Linked DNA regions of Homo sapiens: all the other regions are linked to region 5. A link is a loop called in an ENCODE intact Hi-C map of the cell type or tissue named here. Cell type or tissue: PC-9. All regions are shown on one strand. Region 1 overlaps PRDM1 (PR/SET domain 1). Region 2 has its middle 160 kb from the start of LINC02836. Region 3 has its middle 100 kb from the start of LINC02836. Region 4 overlaps ATG5 (autophagy related 5). Region 5 overlaps ATG5 (autophagy related 5). Region 6 has its middle 82 kb from the start of PREP.

Region 1 (5,000 bases), 130 kb after region 5:
GTGGTTCTTCTTCCAAATTGCCATTCTTTTACAGAATGGGCCTCTAGGTTTTCAGTTATCCATCTTACACACATTTTCTTGTGCCCAAAAAGAAGTCAACTAGAAAGCATAAGCTACCCAATACCTATTTGAGCACAACTATAGACTCATCACTAGTAAGCTATAAAGCAGCACCGGAAGTAGCTCTTGCCATCTCTAACCTTACAAATTCAATTCAACAGGCAAGACAGGAGAACAATTAAAAAGAGAAGGCTCTGTGGTAGAAGAGAGGTCTATGATAATCCTCAAACCCCAGACAAATTAAAGAGCTTCAATATTAGCTTATCATTAGGAAAGGGACAGAGCGCCCTAATATTTTAAATTTCAATTACATACAGTGCTATAGGGCACATATAAACTCACACCTATAGATAAAGATACAAAATCATAAAATTTCAAAACTGGAAGGCACTTACAAACCACCTATATCCATTCTAAGTCTAGCGTTCTAATATACAGTAAACATCTTCATCTCAAATGCACGTCTGAGACACAGACGCCATAAAAGCTGAAACTCTAAGACTATGGTGCTTGTCCAGGTAACTTTGGAGGGGGAACAGGAACCAGGATTGTTTTTAAAGGGAAGTGAAAAAACCAAGTACTAAGTCTCCCTCTGGTCCTAGAAAGATCCAGAATGTGCATCTTAGACTACCCATCTCCCTGACCCATAGTTTGTAACAGTTTATCTTTGAACCAAGCAAATACTAAGGAGGAACTTGGTGTGTAGCTTAAACTTCACAGTGCTAAAAAGACAAAGAATGTGTTCACCTAACTCAAGAAGGAAACTTCACTGGAACTGACCAGGGTCCTAAAGAATTACTGCTGGGGACAGGCCGCTCTGTGCCTTCTATAAACTCAACAGCAAGAGGACACCCGGCTTCAATACCTCCTTGCTTCACCTGCTCCCACAGAAGCTCTTTATGTGCGGTGCAGACCCCTCCACCACTTGAGCAGATTTGTTTCTGTCTGTGGCCTCAGTTACAGAACACACCCCGCCGTCCACAGTTTCCACAGCTTCCGGACAAAACACAGGGCTTCTTTTCAATTTTACACAATGAAGGAGATTTGACAGCTTAGGATGGGTTGAGTTGGAGCGCTTAATGGAAGGCTGATAACAAGGACAATATAGGTTTGTTTTTTTTTTTTTTTTTCAAATTCCTTCTTTAGAGAGTATGCAAACAGACACACACAGCGTGGGTTTGAAGCAGAAACTATATCCAAGTCTAAATGTCATCTGATCATCCTCTCCCCAAATTACATTAAGATCATTTAAATTACTAGCTATCTGTTTTCCCTCCCCGAATCCCACTCTATAAGAATGACTCGTTAGATTATAATTCTGTTTTGACCATATGAATATTTGTCTTGAGAGAACTAGAACTCAGTAGTGACCAAGACCTTCAGCCTGCAATCACCTCATTTTTATTTTATTTTATTTATTTAGAAACAGGGTTTTGCTCTTGTTGCCTGGGCTGGAGTGCAATGGCATTTATTTACTTATTTATTTTGAAACAGAGTTTCACTCTCGTTGCCTGGGCTGGAGTGCAATGGCACGATCTCGGCTCACTCCACCTCCCAGGTTCAAGCGATTCTCCTACCTCAGCCTCTCAGGTAGCTGGGATTACAGGCGCCCACCACCACGCCCGGCTAATTTTTGTATTTTTAGTAGAGATGGGGTTTCACCATGTTGGCTAGGCTGGTCTTGAACTCCTGACCTCAGGTGATCTGCTGTCCTCAGCCTCCCAAAGTGCTGGGATTACAGGCGTGAGCCACCGCGCCCGGCAATCACCCCATTTTTAAAAGGAGTGAAGTGAACAAAGTTGTTTGGAGAAGGTTTCCTTCTTCATTATCTTTCTATTAAAGGAGACATGGTGATGCCTTGGTACATCATTTCTCAAATAAAAGGCAACATGAAGAGAGAATTGCATGTTATGGTGAGATACTTTTTACAGATGGCTTGAGTTAATAATGGATTTCGATCAGAATGGACACCAAAGGAGTCCTCACAATCTGTCTGATGTTTATCAGCCACGATACAGGGAGGTGAGACTCACAGAGCCACAGTGCCTCTTGAGTGCAAGCAGTCTCAACCGACGGCAGAAACTCTACAGGGTAACGCTTCTAAAATATAAATGCTTGAACTGATTTTTCTGTAGTCAAGTAGTCATAAGAGATTATTTCAGGAGGACAAGGGGAAAACCCCCATAAAAGAATAACCCATCAGTTTAAAACATTTTCAAAGTTTTGAATAGTAGGTCTATATTTGATTTCAGTTCTGGAAATAGGAAGTAAGAACAGTTTTTCATTAAAGGTGCAGAATGATTCTAAACCCAATCTAAAAATGAGGGTCAAGATCAGAAATATGATTTGTATGTTTTGTTTTAACCAAAAAAAAAAAAAAGGTGCTGACACATGGTACAAATTCATAATGAAAAATGGTCTTGTAAAAAAAAAATTCCCCGGTATGTCAGCACAATAGTACATATTGTAACATCTTTTGCTATTTAAACGAAAACATTTAAAGAAGGGCAAGATTAATAAGTCAGATAAAAAGTACATGTAGAAAGACTCTTCCTATTTCAATGGCTCATGGAACTTAAAGAACTAACTGAATAAAGATAATGTAAACATTTCATCAATCCTTAATGTTGCTGTCCCGGAACTAGTTTGCAGCTATCCTACCCTTAATGGCTCAACTCCACCATCCTCTTTCACCTTCTAAAGGAAGCTGTCCTTTCCCAAAGTTCAAAAACAAAGGAGAGAAACAGAAAAACAGGTACAAATTCCAGAGTAAGCTTAAGACAGTATTACATTCAAGTTTACTCCTTGCTTGACTTTATGATTAGGGTTTAAAGACATACTATCCTCTATTCAAGCGCTTCAGTTAAATGCAAGATAGGGAAATAGGATAAGAGAACCCTCACCTCTTAGGTTAGTTTCGAAGGACCTTCTTCAGGAACACAGGCATTGTCTGTTTTTTGGTTGCTTAATATATTGAAATAGGAAGTTATACATTCAGAGGGAAAAAAACACAAAATAGCTTAAGGATTGGTCTGAAATATATTAAGATGATAACTAAAACCACAGTGACACCAAGAGGGGCCAGTGTAGCATAATCGAGAAGCACTCATTGGAGAAGTCAGAAAAGCTTTGCTTCAAGTCCCCGGTCTGGCTTTACCTATATGCCTTTGGGTAAGTGACTGTCTTTCTGAACCTTGAACTAAATGATCTAAGAGCATTACTTGACTTAGCTATGATTTTAAAGGAGAATGACGGAAATTGAAAAACTTAAGCTAAGAGCTGAACTGACGATAAGAACATTATAGAATTAAAAGGCAAAGATGACCCACAGAATGGAGATTTTTACTTCAGTCCCAAAGGACTGGACAGGGCAACACAGCACAAACGAAGCTTGGGAACAGACGAATATTTGGTCAAACTTGATATGGGGAAAAAACACACTACACTTTTTAAAGCCATAGTCAAACCTCATATACCCAAACAAATCCTACATTCATTCCAAGGGCCACATATTGAGAGACTTTCTATAAGAAGAGCATTACTTTCAGGAAGAGGTATAATTAAGGCTGACCTCTGGGGTTAAATTTTTTGGTAACATTCAACTACAACTAGAATTTAAATTTTATTTTTTATAAAATCTGCCTCCATTCACGCAGCAGTGGGGGAAAAAAGAAAGACTGAGCATCGTTGTTCTATTTAATTTTAGACAGCTGTGTCTCCCCCTCACCAAAAACACTGGACTCAGACACACAAACAGGAAAGAGACAAAGCATTTCCTAGTCTCCCGGATTCCTTCAAATACTGTTCCTTAGGGAAGGGGGAAAGTGATTTGACACGGCTGTAAGGAATAGTCCCAGTAGCAAATTCTGGATTTCTACGGCCAACCATCCCCTTTCCCTACTTTCTGAAGGAAGTAATAGAATTGACAGTGCTCTGTGCTAATGGTGGTATGGGAAGTCTGCTGAGGGGTCCTTTCATTCAACTCAACCCAGTAGTAGACTAGTAAGTGCAACTACAGTAAGCCAAATTCTGAAAACAAGAGGTGGTTCTGCAAGTTATTTCACAGCTAAACATCACGCCTAGCTATAATCTTTATATTAAAGGTAAACACAAATCAGTTGCTCATTCCAAGTTTGGGTTTTCATCCCCTTTGAAACAACAAAGAGTGTACCCACTTCAGAGGCCAGTAAGGAATTGGCCTGCCAGCCCAGCCCCAGCAAAGGAGCTGCTGCAGATAAACAGTGGTTAGCTCTGAAGTCATCCAGACAGAGGACACTTTTACATGACCCCCTTTCTCGGCTTATACCATCACTTCACTTCATAAACACGTCAAAGTTTTGAGGATAGTTTTAGAAACCCAGCTAATAAAGCTGGCTTGTTAAAAAGAGTAAAGCCAACTAATTACCAAAGACAGACAAAAGAAATATTAAAACTTTTTTTTCCAAGAAAAAGTTTTCTCCCTTAAGAGATATTGTACAACAGGGACACTAGGGCCAGTGGGCCCAGAGCTTTCTTGAAGTTCACTGACAATTTCACCCACCCTATGCTGCAAGTTGCTTTTCTAAGACATGCCAATTTGCCAAAATATTTAACTGTTTACTAATTAGTGAGGAACAGTTGAAGGCTGGAAGAAATGAGAAGGAAATGGTTTAGGGAAAGAGAAAGCAATGCAAGAATTGAATAGAGCAATCAATTATTTACTGATACTTACAGATTCTCAGAGGTTTTCAGAGATATACAAGGCCTCAAGGGCAAGTAGGGAGATTTGGCACCAGGTCCCCAATCTTCTTGTCAATAAACCAGAGGCTTACCTCTTCACTGTTGGTGGCATACTTGAAAAGCAGATTCCTTGGTAAGGATGCCTCCGCCTGAACCGAAGTACCGCCATCAGCACCAGAATCCCAGGGGTGGTCGTTCACAATGTATGTACACTTCTCTTC
Region 2 (5,000 bases), 430 kb after region 5:
GCAAATACATAAGCATCATATATAACATGCAAGTTTTCATTCTGTAATGAGAACAAGTATCAAAGGAGCCCAATTCTTTCAAATATAAGGGGTTTAAATCAGAACACTTAAAACGTTTGATATTACATTCAGATTTTACATCAGTCGTGAAGAATCTGCTTTTCTCTCAAATTGTAATGACTGACTAGCATAACCCCTACCCTATGATCTTTCCTTGGGGCTTAACAATTAAGTGAGTAATGATCTTGGAAGGTTAAGCAGATAATATGATTGTGAAAACCTATTAAATCCAATTATTTTTTTTTCCGTGACCATGAAACACAATCTCTAAAAGCTGAGGTTGTGCAACTCCCTGGAAGGCTCAAGGCTCAGCTCAGTGTTGCATCTAATGAAAACAAAACCAAAAATAAAACACAAGTGATCCATGAGGCTGGCTCTTTGAGCCTCATTGCCTGTAATTGTAAACATCTGAACATCGGGATTTTCAGGAAAAGTTCTGCCCTGCAAGACATGCAGAAAGTCAAGAGAAACCCAGCCCAACCCTTGTTTTTAACCGATGACTCTTCTGGCTACTTGTCATGAGTATTCCAATTCAGATGAGAGAGGTATTCGTTTCTGTGTGGAAAAGCTGTCTGGCCTGGGATAGCAGATAGCTGTTGAATTCAGCTCTTCTGTAGATCTCCTTGGGCGACTAAGACCCCTCAGGTAGAGATTTCACCCTGGCATTCCAGGTCTCTGTCCTGGGCTCACTCTTGATGAGGAGGTGAGATGCTGACCCATATTGGCGCAGTTGTCACCTGGGCATGGGTGTTGTTCTTGGTGCCAGTTGCACCCGATACTAAGGAAAGGGTGAGTTATGCCATCATCACCAGTGTTGCTTCAAAGTAGGAGGTGCTCTAGTTGTCTGGTTACCTGTGTTGTCACAAGTTTAATAATCCTTTCAGGGTGGAGCTCCCACTGGTGAGTTTCCTTCAGATTAACACTGAATTCTCTTTGTCCTCTCCATAATGGTAATAATAAAAATAATGTTTCCTTTGCTAAAGGCATTAACTTTCAGGCTTAAGTTTATAACACATGTTTAAGCGATTACTGTGCTTATATATCCAGCTTCCTCCAGTCACAAGAACAATGGTTTGCAATAAAAAATATGATCCCTTTCATTTGTAGAACACATTAAGTTTTATGAAGCACTTTTACACCAACTATCTCCTGTGTCCCTCAGGCAAACCTGTGAGCTAGACATGGAAGGCATTCTTCTTGCCTCCTTCCCCCTTTTAAGAGAGGAAGGCTTTTGAGGTCCTGAAGATTGAGAATCAAAGGTCATCTGAGTAATAAGTGGACTTAAAATCTGTCTTCCAGTTTAAGGACTGGGTCTCTCTCTCTGTCTCTCTCTATCTCTTTCTTTGCCAATACTTTGAATGTTTGGTTGCAGAATTATTTGGCGATTTTTTTTTTAGGGCAAAAATGACTTGATAATACTTCAAGAAAACAAACACTACTAAAATAACCCTCCCGTAGTATTGCCAGATCTCCAGGTCTTTTGATTGATCTCAGTTATAAGGAAAGAGATTATGGTCTACCATTTGAGAGTTCTGAGAAGCAGGCTGATGTTGCTTTACTGGTCATTCCAAATATTCAGGGACCTGAATGCTCTTTATGAGTAGATTACAGGCCTTTTAGTGTTGTTTTCTACTTCAGGGATATACAGAGATTAGATTCACTGAATCTCAAAGCTGTAAGGGAAGTGTAGAGATTATTCCTACCCCCCGCTTAAGCATTACACTCATGAGAAAATTGAGGCCAAAAATACTAAGTCATTTACTCAAGGTCACAAGTTTGTCCAACAGGAGGTAAACATTATCTGTTAAAACTGTTTCTGTCTAAATCATGAAAGCTACCTTTCCTCCAATGCAGAATGTCATTTTTAATTTCAAGTTATGTCTGTCATATTCTGCCTAATGGGAATTACGCAGTGTGTCGTGGATGGAGCTTTTTGTATATTTTACCTGGAAGTGACAAATCCACTCCGCAAGTTACTATTATTATTTGAACATATCTTAGTGTGTGCATTGTGCTTTGGATCAGTGTCAGTCAATTCCCCTTGAGTGAAATGCTGGGCAAAGAGCAGAGTCGTAGGTCCAGGAGTCTCAGGCTTCACTGCACTGGTGAGAGGCTGGGTGTGGCCAAGGGCATTTACAGTAAGTGGGGCATGGCCTGGTCCGAGGGGCCGGGGTTCTGTGCTGGCCTGTTTGCTCTTTAGACTTCTGTTTGTCTAAGTTGTTGATCAACACCAAGGCAGAGACTGTTTCCTGACTAAGAAATCCCTTTGACATTCTGGCAATGACTCACGGAGTCACTTCATGCCTACAGAGTAGCCAGTGTCACCTTCTGGGGTTCTCAGCCTTTCTCACGTAGAGCACGTAAAACACAAGGAATCAAGTTGATCCTGTGTCAGCCTGCACTCCTGCGCTTTCTTCGGTGCCCTAGGCAGGACCTCAGGCAGCCTCATGCTGCCCCAGAGCCCCTCCCCTGCAGAGCCTTCCCCTGGCTCCCTGCTCTCCTCTCTCCAGCTCTCATCTCCCCATTGAATGGTCTGTCTCACATTGTTTTCTTCTCTACTTGATCCATTTTTTGTTATCTTTTTGCTGTATTATAATTTTCCTTAGGGTGGGATCCCTGACTGACACCTCTCTTATATCCTAGCGGAATACAGAGCACCTATTAAGTGCTTCAAAACACTTAGGGTTGGTTAGTTGCTGGGGTAATGAGAAAAGATGAATTTTCTGAGTCTTCCCTTCCTGCCTGACCCTCTTTTTGCTTTCCTCTCTCCTATCCTTCCTTTCACAAATGTCCATTGCAATAGGAGACAGGCACTGTACTTGGTTGGGGAGAGAGTAGTGAAGGAAGAAGATGTATCATTATGGAATTATTATTTCACCAAAAATTCAGAGCAGGGGAAGATCTTGTTTGGGAAAGGGGGATGAAGGCATTTTGTCTCATAATTAGAGATGAGTACTAGTTGGAAAAAGCCTGACTCCCTCTTTAATTGGGGAAGTGGAGGTGAGGAGGAAGGAGCACTGGAGTTGAGGACTGTTCAGGCTCTGACATGAGCATGTGAGAAGCTATGGGCAAGTTACTTTACACCCCAGAGCCTAGGGTGCTTCATCTATAAAACAAGGATGGTTGTGAGGATTACATTAGCTATATATAAAAATGCTTTTTTAGATTAAGCAAATATTTTACTTTAGTTGATGTTAAGTAAATGCTTTTTTTAAAAAAATTATGCTTGGTATTATGTTTGTGCTATGTGAAAATGCTTTTTAAATGTCTATTATACAAATGTGAATAGTTTTATTCTACAGGGCAAGTCACATTTTATTTTTCCTCACTGCAAAACTTGACTTGAATAGTTGCTACCTTCCTTTTAAGCATGTGATAATAGGTAATAGGCCGGTTCCTTGTGGGCAGAATTAAGAACTCCTCTGCGTGTCAGACGCAGTGCACCCCTGAAAGTACATTTATTTCCTTCACTGAAGCAGCAGTTTGCTAAGTGACACGAGTCATGCCTGAATGAGCTAATAAAGTTTCCAGTTGAAGTCACACTTGGAAATTGTTCATAATGCAGAATATAGTCCCATGATAATTTTTAAAAATGCAAAAATATTCTGGGTTGACACAATTTAAGGTAAAAAAAAATCTACATTTCGGAAACAGTAGAGACCACCCCAGTTCCCTTCCCTTTTCCCAGCACCAAAAAAAAAAAAAAAAAAAATCCCTGAAACCAGAAGAAGAATTCCTTCCAGATCTAGAGTGTCTCCCTCACTTCTTACATTTGACCATTCGCCACAATTTAGGGGACCCTGGCTGGGCCCAGGGGGCTGGGCCGCAGCATCCCAGGCAGGATGCTTCAAAGTCACTCACCTTAGAATGCAGCTAGAACTGGCAAATGCTCACCCCAGTTTCTCCACTGATTAAATGGGAGGACTGGTGCTGACCTGATTAATAATCTTTCTTTCTGGAATAATAATGAAAGATCTCTAAAGCCCTCCTCGTGAAACGTGATGCCAACACAGCAGGACCTGACTGTGAAACCAGTTCCCATGGCAGACAGCCACTGTAGAGCACAGGTCGCTTTCACTGGGAGCCACTCCTGGTGGCCTGTGTTGTAAGCCTCCTTCCCATTACATAAGAAGAGTGGCTCCTTCCCCAGCCGCAGCAGCACTGCCAGGCAGATCTCATGAACTGGTCCCTGAACTTTAGACCTTGCTTTCTCCGTGGTCACAGACAGACTGGCTCTCTTTAGAGAAAGCCTGTTCCTGCCTCCTTCCAAACTGCTGGAGTTCCCCTTTGCCATTCACAGGCTCACTGGTTTCAAAGGTGGTTTCTTTCTTTCTTTCTTTCTTTTTTTTTTTTTTTTGAGATGGAGTTTTGCTCTTGTTGTGCAGGCTGGAGTGCAATGGTGCTATTTCAGCTCACTGGAACCTCCACCTCCTGGGTTCAAGCAATTCTCCTACCTCAGCCTCATGAGTAGCTGGGATTACAGGCATGTGCCACCACACCCAGCTAATTTTTGTAATTTTTGTATTTTCTCCATGTTGGTCAGGCTGGTCTCGAACTCCTGACCTCAGGTGATCTGCCCACCTCGGCCTCCCAAAGTGCTGGGATTACAGGTGTGAGCCACCGTGTCTGGCCCTCAAAGGTGGTTTCTGTAAGGTAATTAAATCAAATCCAACTGAGTCATTTTCTGGTTTTCAAAAGCCATGAATGGCAGAGCAAAGCTTTTCAGAGACCTCTGGAGTAACAAGGGCACATTTGTCACACCCAACCAGTTTCCTGGTTGAAATGGAGACAATTATTGGGTGTTCATATTATAGTCAGCAATAGAGTGATATATTGACCACTGATAATATCACTTGACCTTCCCATTTCTGAGAAGTGCCTGGTCTGCCGTGTATAGCAAACTGCACTTACATAGAGGAGGCTAGGTGGTAGGAAAACAT
Region 3 (5,000 bases), 490 kb after region 5:
GTTATCACCTATGATTCTCAGCTTTGGGACCTCAGCTGAAAGGAAGGTAACAGGAGAGGTCTCATTTAGCATCCAGTTATACTACTGTGTCTGATTTTCCAGATGGGAAGCCAGTACCCTGCTTTGAGGATTGTTTGGGGCAGAGTAGCCTGGGTCATCAGCAAGATGAGAATTGTCTTCAGCGGTATTGAGTTAAAACTACCAATTCAGGACAGCTTGCTAACCCAGGTGACCATGTTTCTTCTCCATGCCCCTTCTCATTCCAAACTTTGCATTTTAAAAATTATTCGCTGGATTTTTTTCATGCTTATATGGTTTGTATCAAAAAGTTAATGGCAAAATCTGAGACTGAACCCAATGGGCAAAAGATCTTTAAAATTTACTAGTCATTCAAGAACTAATGTGACATCTGAAAGCAAACACACACACACACACACACACACACACACACACACACACACCGAAAAACAAAATCCAGGAAGGCTAGGCTTTTATAAAGGATAGAATAACAACTAGTCCATGTGTATGTGCCTCAGTTTCCTAAAGTAGAATGAGTGGATTAGGCCACCAAATTTCCTTTCAGTCCTAACGCTGCATGGCTCTCCATAAGCCAAAAGAAAGGCTAAACCTTAGTTAACTCTAAGGAAGCATTGTTCTCTTCCCTCAAGAGCTCAGATAAGCTAAAAATAAAACAATACCCAAATGACTTGAAAACTTACATTCATTCAAAAACCTGCACGTGGATGTTTATAGCAGCTTATTTATAATTGTCAAAACTTGAAAGCAATCAAGATGTCCCTCAGTAGGTGAATGGATAAACAAACTGTTTTATACCTAAGAAATGAAACATTATTCAACACTAAAAAGAAATGAGCTATCACGCCATGAAAAGACACGGAGGAAACAAATGCCTATTAATAAGTAAAAGCCAATCTGAAAAGGCTATGTACTGTATGATTTCAACTATATGACATTTTGGAAAAAGCAAAACTATGGAGACAGTGAAAAGATCAGTGATTGCCAGCAGTTACTGCAGAGGGAGGGGTCAATGGGGGGAATATAGAGGATTTTTAGGGCATGTATGGTACTGCAAAGGTGGATACACATTTGTCAAAACCCTTAGTTTCACCAAGAGTGAACCCGAATGTAAATGATGAACTTTGGGTGACACTGATGTGTCAATACAGGTTCATTAATAGTAACAAATATACCACTGCTGCAGGATGTCAGTAGTCGGGGAGGTTATGGGGGAAGGGGGCAGGGACAGAGGTATATGGAAACTCAGCGCATTCCACTCAATGTTGCTGTGAACCTAAAACTTCTCTAAAAGATAAAATGTATTGACTAAAAAATACTAAAATAATAGTTAAACCCACATTAGGCCAGGTTTCTTGAGAAATTACATAATAGGTCAAATACTTTGTTGTAGCCCCTGTTTAAGTCAAGGCACTTCTTGTATCACAAAAGGCAACATGGCCTGGCCATCTTTTGCCAAATATTTTCAGGAAAGAAGTCAAGGAAGCACCCAAACTGGCAGGTTAGAGATGAAGCATGAGCTGAAATCCAGAGATCTTATAGCAAGAAGTAGCAATCACCCTGTTCCATTTTCTGAGAAGTACAGTTTGAACTTTGAAAATGGCTGTCTCCAGAGTGGCAATTAGTTGAATGTTGGTCCTTGGCTCATAATGCTTATGATGAAAAAAATGATTGAATAGATAATAAATTTCTAAGGTATTTACTTTGCTTCCAGAATCATGTTGAAGCATCCCATTTTCTGTTAGCCATATCCACCCTTTAATTAGATGAATTCTCTTGGTGTGTGATTCAACGGACCTGGTAACTTGGAGTTTTAGTCTCTGTCGCATTTCTGCTGAATATTCCTAATGCACATTAAATTGAAGACAAATGATTTTTACACCTCCATTTTTATTCATTTAAATGAGAATTGTGAACATGAAGAACAGTGTTTTAAGAATAATTAATTCGAGTAATCAATATTCCAAGTGTTAAGTATATAGCCTCATGATGCCCTCTAGTGGTTAACCCACAAGAAAAGTGCCTCTGAAGTTCCACAGAAAACAGAAATTTTCCCTTTCTAGAGGTAAGTCTACCCATTCAAGTATGCTGTTATCTTTTATTTCTCTAACGAAAGCAATGGGGTTTTATGTTCAGTTGATGTTGCATTATTTTCTTAGTACTGCAAAGATAAAGACACATCAAGTTAGTAACAGTAATTGTGTCAAAAGCATTATAACCATTAAGTAAGGGCAATGGGTAGATATGGCCCCACTACAATTGGATTTATTGCCTCAGAGTACAGGAATACATCCCTTGGGGATAATGAGAAAATTCTCCTGGGATTGATTAATCTGTTATTGTTAATCCTTTTCCACCATTGAAATGGCTGTCTTGGAAGTGAGCTGTGATTCTTAGGCAGGTAGCGGCACTATTCAAGAAAGAAAAGAATAACTACTAGGCCCAACTAAAAATAAAACAAAAAAATGGACCTACTACTTGATACATGACTTATAAGAATTGTTTTCTGCATTCTTGAATTCTCAACAATAGCCGTTAAAGTGACGTCTATCTATCTGTCTTCACATATAAAAGATGTTTTATAAGATTTTGAATAAATGTTCAATAAAATTAGTGAAGGTCTTAAATTTGGGTTTTCTTCTAATTATCAGTTTCAAGAAATAAAAGATTTAAAAATGCTCATAAATTGTTGATTTGTACATTTTCCTTCATTCTATGGAAACCAATCTCATTTGAATACATTTAAAGATATCTCTTTAACGATTTCTTCTGGATAGCAAGTTGCAAGCTTCACACTCATATTCTTTACTGATAAATCTGTGTTTTTCTCCAAAGTATAAAGTTGCATGACAATAAATCCCTTCAAAAGAAAACATGCTTCGTAGCAGAGCTGTTTATATGACCTGACAGACACTGGTCTATGATAACAGTGCTTTTTGGAAAGTAGTTGAAGCATTTTCTCGATAATAAACTCAACAAATATTTTTATTAGTCTCCTTCCACGCGCCTGCTAGTCTGTATAATAAAGTTAACTAATTGTAGGCAGTTGGCATTGGGGAGAAAGACTGAAAAAGTGATTGCAACATAGAATTTAACAGACATTATGTCCTGCCATTAAGTAGTAACAATTTTTCAACTTTCTTTTTCTTTTTCCCCAACAAATATTCTAACCATCCCCACAAGGAAATTATAATTATTATAATAATAAATCTCCAAACAATTCACCAAGACAAGAATGCACATACCAAAAAGGATCTGGAGCTGGAATTAGAAAGAAACAAAATGGGGAGAGCTGTCTGAAGGTGAAACCTTCCTTTCCCATCAACTGTGTTTGTTTCCCTAATGTATAATTTATTCCTGTTGTTAGTTTTCTTCTCTCCCCAGGTCCTTGAGATTGTGAACATTGTTTCCAGGACTATATTTGTTTCCATAAAATTACCCTCTCATGAAATGATTTGTCAGATTCACAGGTTTGTTATACTTGAATTTTACCTGATGCTGTAAAGCCTGTTCTTTTTTCCCTTTCATCCCTGCTAATTCTAAAGCGAATGTATTCCATGATCTTTAACTCATTTTCTGAAGGCAATCTGAATCCACCCAACCCTCTGAGCATTGAATCTAGGAGTAAATGAGTCTCACATATACTAAATTCGAGTGATGTTAGGTTCACAGGATTCTCAGAGAAGCCTAGTTATCTTCAAGTGAGCCTAGGGACCAGGTCATTCTGAGCCTACTAAAGAGGACACGTGCTTCATTAGGTTAGGCCTGGTTCTGACCCTTACCTTCCCAGTGTCCTCGAATTGACCAGGAGCCAAGCTGGAGCTCCTGGAATCCTTCAACAGAGGAATGAATTAATCTGGCATCCAAACTGGAAATGGAAAATTTCTTCAAATTTTGTAACCATGGCCCCAGGGGGTGGGAGGGAGACTGCTGGGTGGAGTAGTGGGAGGCATTGTTTTCTTCTTTCTGAAAAGAGAATTTAAAATATATGCATAATATTTTGAGTTGTCTTTTCCAAATGAAAAAAATATTTTAAGGAAAATACACCCACATTGTAGTATAATTTGATCTGCCCCAAAGTGGGGCACACTGGGGACACTAATTGTGAAAATACAACTTATACACAGAAAGCAACTTTCTAATTATATTGACTTTTAAATGTCTGCAGTTTTAGTTACAAGAGAGTTACAGTAAATCACATTTTAAGGTATTTAAAGTGACTATAGGTTTTGCTTGTTAAGGACAGCCAACTGAAGATCAGAGGCAAGCATCAATATTAAAGTAAATAATGAAGCAATCATCTGACCTTAATATCCCCTATCGTGTCAAACTGATACTTATTTTCAGAAAAAGCTTTGCAAAACAGACGGTAGTGGGGAGAAAACAGTCTGCACGTATTTATCGAGGATCTGTTTTTCTGTGCGGAGGTTTTTTGAACATATGCCATTAACATTTCCTTATTTATTGTTCGCTCTTTTGAACATGTCATTGTACTTTTACTTGCCTTACTTTTTAAATAATCAAGTTGGATTTTTTTTCTGTATTTATGAAGCATTTATATTACTTTCTTGTCAAAATCTGGAATATACTCTTTTTTAAAAAGTTGATATAATAGTCATTTTCTTACTGATTTATAAAATGTATATAAATTAATATAATTAACCTCTATATTTTCCCCTAGTTTATTGTTTTCAAATTTTGTGTATGGTGTTTCTTTTAAGTACAGTGAAAAATGATTTTATAATATTTATCAGCCTTTTTATTTATATTTTTGTCTGGTGTTACACACTGAAAAGCTTTTCTCTCCTTAGACTATGTAGTCCCTTATTTTTTATTCTTGTAAAATTATGGGATTTAAACAATTTATATTTTAGAGACAGGGTCTCATTCTGTCACCCAGGCTGATGTACAGTGGTATGATCATAGCTCCCTGCAGCCTCAAACTCCTGGGCTGAAGCAGTTCC
Region 4 (5,000 bases), 77 kb before region 5:
TTTTTTGGTAGATCCTTTGGGGTTTTCTATGTAAACAGTCTTGACATCTGCAAATAGAAATTATATAATTTTTCCAATCTGTAGGCCTTTTATTTCTTTTCTTCTTTTTTTTTTTTTCCTTATTGGAGTAGCTAGAACTTCTAGTACTGTGTTGGATAAGAGTGGTGAGAGTGGACATCTTCTGGTGTTCTTAATTTTATGGGGAATGTATTAGTCTTTCACAATTGTCATGAATAGATGTTGGATTTTGTCAGATGCCTTTTCTGTGCTAATTATATGATTGTATCACTTTTCTTCCTTAGCTGGTTGCTATAATAGATGACATTTATGGATTTTTGATGTTGGACCAACCTTGTATACATTTAATAAATCTTATTTGGTCACGGAATGTAATAAGTTTTATACATTGTTGGATTCAGTTTGCCAAATAATATTTCGTTGAGGATTTTTGTGTCTTATGTTCATAAGAGGGATTGTAGTTTTCTGTTTTTTCTATTGTCTGATTTAGCATTAGGGTTATACGGGCTTTATAAACTGAGTTCGAAAGTGTTCTGTTCTGATGTATTTTCTGGAAAAGGTCGTGTAAAAATGCTGTCAATTCTTTAAGTGTTTGATAGATATCTTTAGTGAAACCACTTGGGTCTGGAGATTTCTTTTTGGGGAGCATGTTAATTACCAATTCAATTTCTTTGATATATATAGATCTACTCAGCTTGCCTATTTCCTCTTCATTGAGTGTTGGTAGTTTATGGGTTTTGGGGAGTTGGTTTGTTTTTTCTAAGTTGTTAATTTATGAACATAGAGTTGTTTATAGTATTTCCTTGTCTGTGAATGACTTTAGGATCTGTAGTGTTGTCTTCATTTTTGTCAGCTTTGTTAGAGGTTTACCAATTTTACTTATTTTTTTGAAGAGCCAGTGTTGTGGTTCATGGATTTTTCTCTCCTTTTTAAAATTTCCAATTTTGTTGGTTTCTGTTTTTTGTTTTTAATAATCTTATTCCTTCTGCTCCTTTGGTTTTATTATTTTTTTCTAGTTTCTTGAAAAGGGACTTAGGTTATTTTTTTGAGCTCTTACCTTAATTTCTTTTTTAAATTGTAGTAAAATGCATGTAACAAAATTTACCATCTTAACCATGGTAGTGTTAATTACATTCACAATGTTGTACAAGCATTTAGTGTTACAAATATCTATTTCAGCCAGGCTTTAGTATAGACCATAAATTTTGATATGTTCTGTTTTTGTTTTCATTCGGGTCTGTGTATTTTTAAAATTTTCTTTTGAGGCTTTCTTTTGGAATCTTAGTTTTTTTTAGAAATGTGTTTAATTTCCACATTTAGTGGTTTTTCTGTTATCTTTTCATTATTGATTTCTAGTTTGATTCTATTGTAGTAAAAAAAGAGCTCACTGTAATTTTGGATCTTTTAAATTTGTTGATGTTCGTCTCCACTCTTGATTCCCTCATCATCTAGCCTCTAGATTGTGATTCTGGCTTCTAAGTATGCCTTAAACTCCCTGCTTTGTTTTTCGGGATTCAGGCCCATCTGATTTCTCACATGGATTGTTTTAGTGGCCTCTTAATTTGTCTTCCTGCTTTTAATACTATTACTTTTAGTTTATCTTCCCCAGTGCCATAATTTTTCTTTCTGAAATGCAGATCTAACATTGTTATTGTCCTCAAGAACCCTATTCTGACTTACCATCATCTACAGTATAAAGCCAAACACTAAAGCATGATGTGTGTGTAAAGGTTGTCCATGATCCCACTTCTTTCCAGGTCTTTCCAGGTGTACTAAGCTACTTGTTTTAATGAATGTGGGATAATGTTTTGGGCTTCCGTTTCTTTGCTCATCTAATTTGATAAATCTTTTTTGCTCTTTCCAGCATCCTTTGTTTTGGTTGTAATTAATTATTCATTCATATATTCCCTCCTGTAGCTCATACTTCTAACATCTAGCTTAACTATGACCTTTTTTGTGGTTCTTTTTAGCCCAAAGTGATCATTTCTACGTTTGTGCCATCTCTACACTACGTGTGTACTTCCTATATTCTTGTCATGTTATAACTGTGTATTGTAACATAATGGTTATTAAGGATGCTGACTCTGGAGTCAGAAACCAGATTTCAAATCCCAGCTTCATCACTTACTAGCGGTATAACCTTGGGCAAGTTATTTGACCTTTTTGTATCTCAGTTTTCTTGTCTGTAAAACAGCAATGATAATGGTACCTTGTACTTCGTAACTTTGTTTCAAGAATTAAGTGAGTTAATATGGGTTAAGTATCCTTTATCCAAAATGGTTGGGACCAGAGTCTTTCAGATTTCAGATTTTTTCAGATTTTGGAATGTTTGTATTATATACTTACAGTATTCCAAATCTGAAAATCTGAAATGCGAAATGCTTCAATAAGCAGCAGTTCCTTTGAGCATCATGTCAGTGTTAAAAAAGGTTCAGATTTTGGATCATTTTTCTTTGTACTTAAACCAGCAGCATATAGGAGGGGATAAGTAAATGTTTGTTCAGTGAATGAATGAATGAATGAATCTAAATTTGCCCCTTGCTTTTATTTGGAAAACCGAGACTCAAATAAGTAAGGTAACTTGTTCAAATAAGTTAGGACCCAGATTTTGAGAGTATCAGTTCAGGGCTCTTTTTACCACACCTGCTAACATTTTGTTTAAAAATTTTTCTCCCATCTTATCTGTTCTCTCTAATTGCTTATATCAATTTGTCCAAATTAGAATTAAAAAAATTTAAGAACAGTGGTATACTTATAATGAATACTCAATACATTTGTTGTTGTCGATTTGTAGAGAGCTTACAAGGAGGTTATGTCTGATTAGAGCTTTATCTTTGCATCTTTAGCTTTTAAAAATTACATGGGAAATGGAAAGTGCTGGCCTAACTCAAAATAGAGTCTCTTTCTTCAGACTGAGATGTTAGTCAGCAGAGGGTGCTCTAACATTGTATTTTAAGGGGTGAAGTTTCTTATTACCACAACTGGTGTTCACATTTTATATTTGTTAGTTTTATATTAGAATTATGTTAAGAGACCAGTTCTTGGTCCTTCCGAAGAATACTTTGTAAGTAAACCCTAATTTTGGTTTAGATCTTAGACCTTCAAGCACGAAATTTAGAACAAGCTTCTCATTTTGTCAACTGTAAAATAAATAACTTTAATGGGAAATTTTTCTCTGCAAATTGACTTTCAGGACAGGTGGTAAAAGGAAGAAGTTGAAATTACTTTTTGAATTGTAAAAAAAAATACATACTCTTGGGCTACATGATTTTGGTCAATGATGGACCGCATTTAGGATGGTGGTCCCAGAAGATGATAATCTGTATTTTTATAGTATCCTTTCTGTGTTTAGATGCATACATACTTATCATTGTGTTACAGTTGTCTAGAGTATTCAGTGTAGTAACATGATGTACAGGATTATAGCCTAGGAACATTAGGCTACACCATGTAGCCTAGGTACGTAGTAGGCTATGGCATCTAGGTTTGTGTAAGTACACTGTGATGTTTGAACAGCGAATGAAATTGCTTAACAATGCATTTCTCGGAACATATCCATGTTGTTAAATGTCCCATGGCTGTATTGATGTTGATCTTAAACATAGACATGATAGAATGACTCAGAATTTAATACTCTTTGTGATTTCAAAAGTAGATTTTAGCAAAATGCTTTAGTGAAAACCTGTGTATAATTTTTTAAAAAACATTTAACATTTTAATCATAAATGCTAACAGATTCTTCTGTCTTATTTCCAGTCTTTTTAAGGTTGTGAATTTCTGGAACTTAACCCATTTATGCAGGAGATTAAAATTTTTTGTGTGTGAAAAATCAGACCTTGTCAGTGACCTTGAACAGTTTACATAACTCCCACAAGCTTAGCGTTCCAATAATGGAAAACTAGGCATAAAGGAGTTAACAATGTATTCTGTAAACTAGATTTTTGAAATGTGACTTACATAGATTTTATATATGTGGTATCCCTTCATTATTTTTGAACTTTTTCATATATAAGAATGGGCTTAGAAAGCTGTGAAACACATTGCTACTCTATAGTTGTTTGTGTTTGTCCTACATATAGAGTAAGTCAGTATTCACAGCAATCATCAAATTACTTTGGTTTGCATTTGTAGTTACATGCTTGCAGTTACAATGAAATGTAATCCCGTTTCCAGTGAATCAGAATGCAGCAACTTTCCGAATAGGAGGCATTTATTTTAGTGACATGAACTTGGGCAGTAGTTCTCCAGTATGGGGAAAATTCTTTCAGTGCTGATTTTAGAATACTTGTATTAGTTTGCTATCTGAGTACAGATATTTATACTAGAATCATGTCCCTTCTGAGAATATCCATTATTGCTACACCATGTGCCAATGTGCACACATGCACAAACATACACACACACATAAATGGAGTAATGAATAAAAAACAAAAAGCAAAGAAATATTAAAATATATTCATTTCGAGAATTGAATATGGAAGACTAGAGCAATGTAAAGAAGAAAAAGAACAAAGTGTAAAAATAGACCTAATACTGTTCTTATGCAGTCATTTTCTATAGGGCAATACACTGAGTCTTTAGCTAGTTGGGTCCTCTTATTTACACAGAAAATACAGTTCTGGATAAGAGTTGGTGTTCTGTATCCATGGGTTCTGCATCCATGGATTCAACCAACCATGGATTGAAAATATTTGGGGGAAAAAAGCAATAACTAATAATAATACAACAATAAAAATGAAATCACAAAAAGTCCAATATGGTATAACAACTATTTACGTAGCACTTACATTGTAATAGGTATTATAAGTAATCTAGCAATAATTTAAAGTATACGGGAGAATGTGTGTAGGTTATATGCAAATACTATGCCATTTAATATAAGGGTTTAAGCATCTGCGAATTTTGGTATCCAGCTAGGTCCAGGAACCAATCCCCACACGTACCAAGGGTGGACCGTATTCCAGGTTCAAATCCTTACTACT
Region 5 (5,000 bases):
GTGGTTCTTCTGAAGGATCAGAAATATTGTTCTGATACTTTCCTGTAGTTCTTTAGATAAACTTTTTTTTAGTTCTTTGCGCATATTTAAAATAACTCTCTTAAAGTCTTTGTCCAGTAAGTCCAGCATCTGGTCTTTTTCAGGGCCAGTTTCTGCTGCTTTTTCCCCCCAGTTTGTGGCTTATACTTGTTTCTTTGCATGTCTTTGTAATTTTGTTGTTGTTGAGACCTGAATATTTTATATAGTATAACAGAATAACTCTGGAAACCAGATGCTTCCCCCCTTTCCCAAGGTCTGTTTTTGTTGTTGCTGTTGCTTGTTTAGTTTCTTTCCTGAACTAATTCTTTCAGGTTTTTATTTTTTATCACACAGGCCCCTAAAGTTACTGCTTGGTGAGTTTAGTGATCATCTGATGATTAGAAGAGATTTTCTTGAATGCCTAGAACTAGAGTATCTTCCAATCTTTGCCAGGGGCCTATGTGTGAATGTTGGGGCATTGCCTTCAATGATACGGCAAGCAATTTATAACTGGATTTTACTTTCTTCTTGTACAGAGCCTCAGGGTTTCCCATAGGTGAGAGTTTAGGGCCTTCGTAGATGTTTTTTGAGCGTGTACACAGCTCTATACATGTGTATGGCTTTCTGGATTATCAGAAATATGTTAGAACTTTTCAGACCCCCTTTGGATTTCTTATTTCCCAGGTTTTTCTTTTAATTTTTTGGTTAGCTTGTTTGTCCCATCTGTTATTGCTATCTCATGGCAGATGTGATGTTTAACAATTGCCACTGATTTTCCACAAACTCTCCTGGTGATAAAATTGTTTGCACTGAGTGAGCTCTGAGTCAAGTCAAATAATGTCCTATGAGGGAGGTTTTTCTAGGGAACTGGCAGATCAAATAATGACAGTTTTCTGAGAGTGGGGCTTTTGAAAGATTTCAGAAAAAGTTCATTTTGAGAATTTTTGTGTTCTTGTTGCTTTTATGGAGGAGAGTATATTCAGGGTCCTCACTCTGCTATTACTGATGATATCACCACTTTAATGATTCAACCTCAAGTTTGGATAAATGGATTTTGTTGAAATTTGGGGAAGAGAATAAAAACTGAGGTGTTTTTTAAAGTTTTAAAAAATGTATTCTTTCTAATTATTTATAAAATATAAAAATTTCAACTCAGTATATTGCTTAAGAACATGAGTATTGCAATAGATGATCAGTGATTGCTTTCTGTAAAAGTTACATATCCTTGATTATTTTGGAAATTTTTATCTACATAGGTTTTCCGATAACCTTGAAAAATCTGAATGAATTGAATCTTTGACATGCATCAGTATAGCATGTGGTTAAGATTGAGAGCTTTTGATTTAGGCAGTTCTGAGTTTATATTCCAGGTAACTAGGTGATTTGGCTCGTTCACCTTACATCTCTGGGCCTCCATTTTATAATCTGTAAAATAGGGTTATTGTGAAAATTAGAGGTAATACCTTTAATAAACTATTGTGCCTGGCACATAATAAATTAAATTGCACACTATAGCTGGAATTATTAGATGTTATTGACTTAAATCATTATAATTTTGCTGTGAGTTATTTTAACAGCAATGATGATGGCTTGTCATGCCTCCTGTATTCTTTTGTTTTATGACCAGTGGAACATATCTGGTGAATAGCTCACTTTTTTAATTGATGTATTTCTGTGTTTTGTTTTGTTTTGTTTGTTTGTTTTTTGAGACAAGAGTTTCGCTCTTTTTGCCCAGCCTGGAGTGCAATGGTGCGATCTCAGCTCACTGCAACCTCCGCCTCCCGGGTTCAAGCGATTCTCCTACCTCAGCCTCCTGAGTAGCTGGGATTACAGGCATGCACCACCACACCTGGCTAATTTTGTATTAGTACAGACAGGGGAGACAGGGTTTCTCCATCTTTGTCAGGCTGGTCTTGAACTCCTGACCTCAGGTGATCCGCCCACCCAGGCCTCCCAAAGTGCTGGGATTACAGGCATGAGCCACCGCACCTGGCCGTATTTCTGGTCTTAACATAGTTCTTCTCTGTGAGGTTCTAACTGGTCCCACCAATCTACTTCCATTCACTACCAAATACATAATCTACTTCTTCTGTTTCAGTGTCCAGTTTCCTCTTTCTTTACTTTTCTTCAAGTTACCAGGTCAATACTTTGGAATAACTCTTTTGATCACTTTTGTTGAGTTGCAGTTCTAATGGACCAGAACTGTCTTCATTTATTCCCTTCTTGCCATTTGCACTGATTTAGCTCATGGGTCCTTTATCTTCTAGATGAACTATTTTAGTGGTTCTTAGATTTTTCTACCTGCTTTTTCTCCCTCCATTCTGTTGAGTTTTATACTGATATTAATTTGATGTTTCCTAAAATATAGCTAGACTGCAACCAAATAACACTGCATGCTATTCCCCTAAACATCTTTGATCTTTTATTATCTGACTCTGTTAACTCCTGGGAATAGCCTTGGCTCCCAGAGTGCTTCTAAAGTTACTTCAGATGTCACCTTCCTCAAGAAGTCTTCCTTGATTTCTTCACATATGCCCCAGCCCTTCATATCATATAGATGTTCTTTCTGCGAAGTCTGTTTTTGAAACATTTCCTTCTACCTTTTGTTTTGACAAATGTAACTGTGGAATATTAGAGCCATAGAGGCTGGAAGAATTAACTAATTTAACCTCCTCATTTTGGGAATAAGACAGCTTCCCCAAAACTGACTTGTACATTGTTTAGCTTATTGTTTGATGGCAGAGCCAACAGTAGAACTTGGATCTTAGATCTTCAGCCTTGTTCTTTTTCTATAGCAAACATAATATCATAGAGGATATCATGAGCTATTTTTAAATATTTCACCATGTATGTAGTTTCTCTGTAAGCAGTAAACTATTAATTCCTCAAGGACAAGGATTGTTTCATTTCTCTCTGTATCTCTATAGATGGTTCTCAGAGACTGTTTCCTCCTATAGTGAATGCGTGAATGATAATCATCTGCTTTAGCATTAATATTGTTAATGTAAAACTTGAATCATATTTCCTACTTACACACCTTTTAAAAGAAATAGGTAAATTGAGTCCTGTAGGGGGCAGCCCAACACAGCAAGTTTTGATTGCCCTAAGCTATCTACTACGCTGAGATTGAGACTTAGGCAATTTAGGCTTAAATTGCTTCCTATGTGGATTTTTGAAAACTGAAAACAACTATTAATTATAAGCTTATTTGGCAGATATGTTTTTCCCCTTCCTCCTCCAGCTTTATTGGAATAGTTTAAAATTACATTTCTATTTTCTAGGACTTCAGTTGCTTTTTCCAGCAGATATATTTTAAAACAATTGTCATGTTATAAGAGTAGGAACTATTTGATGCAGATGATTTGCCATTTTGTTTTTAAAACATAAGATGAGAGCAAAAGTTATGTATTAGAACTTTTTTAGGAAATGCTTTATTTGTTAACTTCAAAATAACAGATCATCTGATGGCAAATTATTTGAGTTATTTATAGCTGGGGAAATTAAAATATGCAAAGTGTTATCCCAAACTACTAAAGTTATTATTAAATGAAATCAACATTTTCTCATTATGAATTTATTTACTAAGCTAGGTCATTGTTTTATTCAATATTTTTAAGATTAAAAAATATTGCTGGTAATGAAAGTAAAGTTTAGATGAATAATAATAGCAGCTAACATTTATTGCGCTTTATTGAATACCAGGTACTGTTTTAAATTATTTTACATGTATTTATTTAATCCTTATTGTCCTCTGGGTTAAATGCTGTTACTGTCCCCTTTATATACCTGAGGTAATTGAGAAAAAGATTGGTCATTGAAACTTGCTCAGGGTTACCTACCTAGTAATTAGAAGAGCCAGGATTTGAATCCAGGGAGTCCAGTCTGGCTTTATAGCCTATGCTCTTAATCATTATTACCTTTCATATATTAAGTTCATTACTTTTATTTTTTATGCCTCTTCTGTCATAACTTTTTATGATTTGAGACTGTTCTCCAGTTTTCACACACATCAGGCTTCTTATTACTCTTCCTTTTCGGTTGCTTACTGCCCTCAGTCCATTTTCTTCTAATAAAGAAAGTGCATGCACAGAAAGTAAAAACATAATGTTCTCCCCTTAATATGAAGAGATTGAAACAGCTAAAATTCTGGAATTTTACAGAAAGTTATTTTCCTAATCATCAATTAGGAAATTTTTAGTGATCACATTAAAACATGAAGTCTCAAACTTAGGAATAAAATAACTTCAATTCCCATGCTCATGCATGTAGTATATGGGGTAATTTTAGAAGCCAAAATAGTTAATACCTCATTTTGAAAGATAGATTGTGAATGATGCAGTTTTAATTATTTCACTAAAAATGAGTTTTCTTTACCTCTCTCCACAAATAAATTCTTGGTTATAATAAGACACTTTAGGCCAGACGCAGTGGCTCACGCATGTAATCCTAGCACTTTGGGAGTTTGAGACCATCCTGGCCAAACTCATGGTTTAACGTGGTGAAACCCTGTCTCTACTGAAAATACAAAAATTAGCTGGGCAGGGTGACGCACACCTGTAATCCCAGCTACTCAGGAGGCTGAGGCACAAGGATTGCTTGAACCTGGAAGGCAGACATTGCAGTAAGCCATGATTGCACCACTGCACTCCAGCCTGGGCAACAGAGCAAGACTCTGTCTCAAAAAAAAATAATAATAAGACACTCATATTTTTATTATGCTAGCCTAATATATGTAAAAATTGACCTTACTGACTTACTATTTTCTTTCTCATCCTCACCTTTTTATGATTTCATCTCTCCTTAAGATGTCTTTGGGAATATAAGTAGATATAGTAAACATAAGTTGGACCTCAAGTGATCAGTTTTGATTTTTTTTTCTTTCTTTCTTTTTTTTTTTTTTTTTGAGACAGGGTCTCACTCTGTCACCCAGGGTGGAGTGCAGTGGCACGATCTCAGCTCACTGCAGCTTTGATCTCCCAGGC
Region 6 (5,000 bases), 740 kb after region 5:
TTTCTTTTGATTTATCACTCTTGTCCAGCCTACCAACCCTCTTTCCCGCTCATGCCCACTGTTAAATTAAGTGTAGCCTAAAGCCACCTCCTTACATATTTTAAATTCAGCCCAAAGCTTTCTCTATATAGTGAACTATAACCTAAGTGGATGTGTAAACAGACCGTAACCTACTCTAGTGACAATCACCAAGTTTCAGCCAATCAAGGGTGGCCAACTATTCAAACCATGTTCAAATAAGGCTCACTCCAAGCTGTAACCAATAAGGCTGTTTCTGTTCCTCACTTCTGTTTTCTGCACATCACTTTCTTTTTCCTGTTCATAAATCTTCTTCCACCACATGGTTGCACTGGAGTCTCTGAGCCTCTTCTGATTTGGGAGGCTGCCCGATTCACATACCGCTCTTTGCTCAATTAAACTCTGTTAAATTTAATTTGTCCAAGTTTTATCTTTTAACATCACAAACCTACCCCAGGTCTCTCCTTTGAAAAATTATTATTTTGAATGTAGAGTTGGTCTGGGCGTGTAGCAACAAGAATGTGTCTGTGCATTACAGAGATACAGGGAGCAAATTTAAAGGGCTTCCTCAAGCTCTGATATCAATAGAGGCTCAGGTAAGAGACAAGTTTCCCTTGGAGGGAGGAGATGGGGTGCTGGGAAGGACTGAGGTCCAGGATATACCTCCCCTTCAAGGGGCCTGGGCCTAGGCCCTCACTGCCTATGTTTGCATGGAAACCTCCAGAGCGGAGCAGGGTCGGGGCTTCAATCCTCAAGACAAAAACTTTCTCAGCTGACTTTTAGAACAGAGGGCAAAGATATACAGATAAAATATATCCCTCTGTATCAATGCAAAGCATTATCTCTGTCCCAGAAGAGTATTTGCGGTAAAAAGAAACACTGAAATCAGAATAGAAATAGTCATAGCAGGAGTCAGGTGCGGTGGCTCATGCCTGTAGTCCCAGCACTTTGGGAGGTTGAGACAAGAGGATCACTTGAGGCCAGGAGTTCAAGACCAGCCTGGGCAGCACAGCATGACCCTGTCCCTACAAAACAATTAAATATTTGTTTAAATAAAAATTTTAAAAAATATTAACAGAAGGACGGAACTTGACTCGTGCAGGTATACAACTAAGGGTTTGGCTACACATGCACAGGCCTGCTGTCAATGTGTTATTAACATTTAGAGCTGAAATAATACAACTTAGAATCATCTTAATGAAAATACCAGAGCCAACCTCTGCAGCTGCTTATAACATAGTCACCTTGCCTCAGGACCAATTTCTCCCCTGAACTCTTATTAATCTTCAACATTCAAGATAGAAGATTTAATGTTCTCTCTGGATTGTTCAGAGATTTATGACACCTATAGAAATGTTCATAAAATTTGAGGCTATGCAAGCCTTTTGGCATCTGTCTCATTGTTATCGGAACCATAAAAGTCATCACCATCTTGTCCACAGCCAGTCTTTTCTTCCTAGATAATCCGGGGAAAAATAAAGTTGCCTCTGAGTCTCTGAGTATCTGCTTGAAGCAGGCTCTGTTGTCAGGTGTGTGTGTGTATGTGTGTGTGTGTGTGTTGAAGGAATAGTGGTGTCATATCAGGGAAGGGAGAGAGAGAATAGCAGATCAACCTGTATGTGTTTGAGGACTTAAAGGGGAATTTTGAGAAATTGTTTCTAGAGCAACTCATTTTATCTGTCAAAAGGATGCTGCAGTATGTACGTCGCTCACTTCAGCCTGGTTCTCTGGCCCAGCCTACCCAGGAGTGGTAGTCTCCGGAGTGTACACAGAGAAGGGAAGCAGGTGCTTCAACTCCCCCAGCATCTGGTTTAGATGACCACAATGCTGAGAACACCTGCAGCCTGCATTTCAGCCAAGTCTGGCCTCCCATTGTATTCGATTGGACTTTCTGCCTTGAGCAAGAAAAAGGAATTGTTTATCAGATTTGCCAAAGGATCTCCGGGGAGGTGGAGAAAGACAGGATAAACAAACCTACAACAAGCAAGGGTAAGCAAAGCACTGGGAGACTTGGATTATTTGTGACTGTCCGAGGTAATCTTTCAACCTGACACAAAGTAAGTAAAAGCTGAGAGAGAGAAGCAAATGTTAGCATGGACCAAGTCAGTTTCCCAGCGGTTCATGAGGGAACCGATATTAGATCATCTTGTCCAAACTCTGGTCCTAGGCTGACACAGAAATCAAATTCTCAAGACTGGAAAGACTTTCAATCAAACAACAAGGGTTTAAAAGATGACTGTCCTAGAAAAATCTTACAAAGAAGATGGTCTTACCACTTGCGTAGCAAATGTTCCATTGCGCACTTTATAATTTCATATTTTGTAATAACTACGCAATGGGTAAGCTGGTTACCTGCAAATCATATCAAAAGCGATAATCTTGGTTTTACTTCTCTAACCAATGTAAGCAAAGCAAGCACGTCTGATATAGCGATATAATACAACTTCATGGTTGGTATATAGGAACAAAAATTAAATTAACGCGCTTATTTCCAGGGCCTCAGAAAATAGTTTAGCGGTATCATATATTGTGTTTTCTTAGTAAATAATTCTGCAGGAACCCCTTCTTTTTCTTTCCTTTGTATAGAGCCCCAACTAGTGGAATATTGGAAAACTGCACTTAAAGAGAAAACATTTAAATAGGAGATGACCACAGGTCTCTCTTCCTCAGGTTAAGAGCCAGTAAGATCGTACAGACACTGCTCATTTTGGGGTGTGGAGATATGGACAAGGCGCTGAATTAAAAGGGGAGGGGTGTGTGAAACTGGCTTATACTTAGCTCCTCACAGGCATAAAGGGCAAACTCGTACTGATGAAAACAAGTGCAATCTCTGGCATTTGAAATGAGTCAATGGGCTATATCTATCACTAGTTTGAGAAAGGAAAATATTTATTGAGTTCAGAACTTATCTTCTTGAAGATATCTTTTCCAAAGAAAGAGGAAGATATCCTGTGACACAAGATTGTATATGTTGGAGGAAAGAGACCTGGTTTCACAAATTAGATGAGAAGGCAGTTGGCAACATTGTCCCACTGGTGCAGAACAGAACAGAACAGGTAACACTGTGCCTGTGCTGGGGTCGGTGAGAAGGAAGGGAGAAAGCAGGTGGAGGCAGCAAAGTGAAGGGAAGGACTCCCACACAAACAACTAAGAGTCAAATATAGACACCTGGAGAAGTGATTTATGACACAGATTTTCCTGAAGGAATGAAATCTTAGGGGTTCTCGGGCTTTTAACTTTGTTCCTTTCTTTGTTTGTTACCTCTCCATTTCAAGGAATCTCATGCTTGTAGATTTTTTTAGGAGTCTTGGCTCCCTTGCCAAAAAGCACCAATAAAATGCAGGCAGCCTGGAAAGGTTATAAAAATGCAAGATGAATTCATCAATCAGACAAGGTCTTGTCTGTACGTGCAACAGGGGGTTCACAGACAGGCTTCAGGGACTTGGTGGAGCTCCCTAACAAGATGTGTAACTTCTGTGTGTGTGCATTCTTCTGGATTTTATAGCTTTTATCAGATTCTCAAAGGGGCCTGTAACCCAAAAGAAGAATAAGGAATATAACTGTATAGAAATCTGCACACAGACCAAAAAAAAAGCAAAACTCACACTCACATTTTAATGGATGCCCCTCAGAATGATCCCAGACTCCATGAAATTCTGCTCTTAGAGAAGCCAAACAGAGATATCAGATTATTTCAGTACATCATGAGTCAGACTGTAGCCTTCTCTTTTATCATGCAATGACTCTTTGAACAGAGAGCTGCAAGACGTTTTTTGTTGCATTTTGCACTGCTGTGATGGCATAGGGCACCCTTCTCAAACCTCAACGTGCTGTCCTTGAGCAGGTTCCAAGCTGATTAACCTCCATTAACCAGCTTTCTTCACCGTGCATTAAACAAACAAGATGAATTACGCTCAAAGATCCAAAAGCAGCAGCAATCATTTTTGTTAGTTTTTCTTAATAGATTAAGCAGTGGAAAATAGAAAAAAAAAATGCTGAACTTTGGGACTTGAAGACTTACTCAGCACATTTGGTTGTTATCAAAATTAAATCATGAAAGCAGAGTTTTTTATACCACTTCATGTTTGTGGTGGTTATTAAATAAACTCTCCAGTTTTTCATTTCTTTTGAAAGGGGATTTGTTTAAATACTACTTATTTGAAGATTATTAAGTCTCCAGAGTTCAGGGATAACCAGGGCGATAATGCCATGGTGATGCTATCTAACTTCTTTTATGGCATCAGCTTTCCCATAGATTTTATTCAACAAATGACTTGGTTGTGAAGAAAAGCTGTTTATTAATCTGTCTGTCTTAGCCTTCACCTCCCAACCAGACAGTTAATCGTCCAAGGGGAGTTTGAGGGATAACTAGAGAACACACATCATCTATAAGTAATCCCCTCGTCAGATGGCATGTGGTCCAATGTCACTATGATTTTCCTTCTGAGCTGTTAACTCCCATTCTTCCTGCCTCAGAGAGGCATAAATGTGTTTTTAAAATTCATGAAAAACAAGATGTGTAGCTAATCTAAGAAATAATGTAAAACTTGCCTGCATTGGAGGAGGGGAGTGGGGGGGGGGGCCTTCTGTTGCTTTTGAGACTATAAGGAATTTATGTGATTGGTCGATGTCTTTGTGTCCTTATTGGAATGATTAGACAGGTCTTCAGGAAAACAGTTTTCAAAAACTGAGGTTTGGCATTTTTTGGTTTTTTAATTTGACTCCCTACCCAAGACCATTTTTAAAAAGTATTTCAAATATAACCACAAACTGTTCAACCAACTGAAAATGAAAGTAGGCCACTTAGAGGTTTTTGTCTAAACTAAAGCAAAATGTCTTGAGCTAATAATTTTAACCATTGGGAGTTTGCTGGTCATAAAAGCAGTTACTTTGGAATTAAGAAATAATAATTTTAAGTATTACATCAGAATTTGTAATTTTTCTTTTACGGGATATACAGATTATAGTTGGTTTTGGGTCTT

What was found. Hi-C counts contacts between places; a loop is a spot of excess contacts. Peaks named below come from ENCODE experiments on the same cell type or tissue, not always from the same donor. Only the 100,000 strongest peaks of a DNase experiment are listed, where the experiment ranks them.
Region 1: it touches region 5 in a loop (15-fold over the local background); 36 of 110 quality-filtered maps call a loop at or near these places.
Region 2: it touches region 5 in a loop (3-fold over the local background); 9 of 110 quality-filtered maps call a loop at or near these places.
Region 3: it touches region 5 in a loop (12-fold over the local background); 55 of 110 quality-filtered maps call a loop at or near these places.
Region 4: it touches region 5 in a loop (2.4-fold over the local background); 7 of 110 quality-filtered maps call a loop at or near these places.
Region 6: a loop joins it to region 5, with 12 times the contacts of the local background. A loop is called at or near these places in 71 of 110 quality-filtered maps.

The regions. Positions count from the first base shown.
Region 1 is chr6:106,088,321-106,093,320 of GRCh38, reverse strand. It overlaps PRDM1 (PR/SET domain 1), which reads right to left. Exons shown (of 7, transcript NM_001198.4): 2 at 4,872-5,000. Among named protein-coding and RNA genes, the nearest start is that of PRDM1, 4.5 kb to the right of the region's middle. In PC-9, no CTCF peak of the experiment used is centred here; no DNase peak of the experiment used is centred here; H3K4me3 peaks cover 89 bases.
Region 2 is chr6:105,793,619-105,798,618 of GRCh38, reverse strand. No RefSeq gene overlaps it. Among named protein-coding and RNA genes, the nearest start is that of LINC02836, 160 kb to the right of the region's middle. In PC-9, no CTCF peak of the experiment used is centred here; DNase peaks (open chromatin) are centred at 308, 2,348, 3,578 and 4,128; H3K27ac peaks cover 5,000 bases.
Region 3 is chr6:105,730,785-105,735,784 of GRCh38, reverse strand. No RefSeq gene overlaps it. Among named protein-coding and RNA genes, the nearest start is that of LINC02836, 100 kb to the right of the region's middle. In PC-9, CTCF peaks have their summits at 1,844 and 2,044 (motif pointing left); no DNase peak of the experiment used is centred here.
Region 4 is chr6:106,299,092-106,304,091 of GRCh38, reverse strand. All of the region lies in intron 3 of ATG5 (autophagy related 5), which reads left to right. Among named protein-coding and RNA genes, the nearest start is that of ATG5, 24 kb to the left of the region's middle. In PC-9, CTCF peaks have their summits at 2,750 and 2,951 (motif pointing right); no DNase peak of the experiment used is centred here; H3K27ac peaks cover 574 bases.
Region 5 is chr6:106,221,607-106,226,606 of GRCh38, reverse strand. All of the region lies in intron 6 of ATG5 (autophagy related 5), which reads left to right. Among named protein-coding and RNA genes, the nearest start is that of ATG5, 100 kb to the left of the region's middle. In PC-9, CTCF peaks have their summits at 2,888 and 3,087 (motif pointing right); a DNase peak (open chromatin) is centred at 3,106; H3K27ac peaks cover 611 bases.
Region 6 is chr6:105,482,494-105,487,493 of GRCh38, reverse strand. No RefSeq gene overlaps it. Among named protein-coding and RNA genes, the nearest start is that of PREP, 82 kb to the right of the region's middle. In PC-9, CTCF peaks have their summits at 2,415 and 2,617; a DNase peak (open chromatin) is centred at 2,623.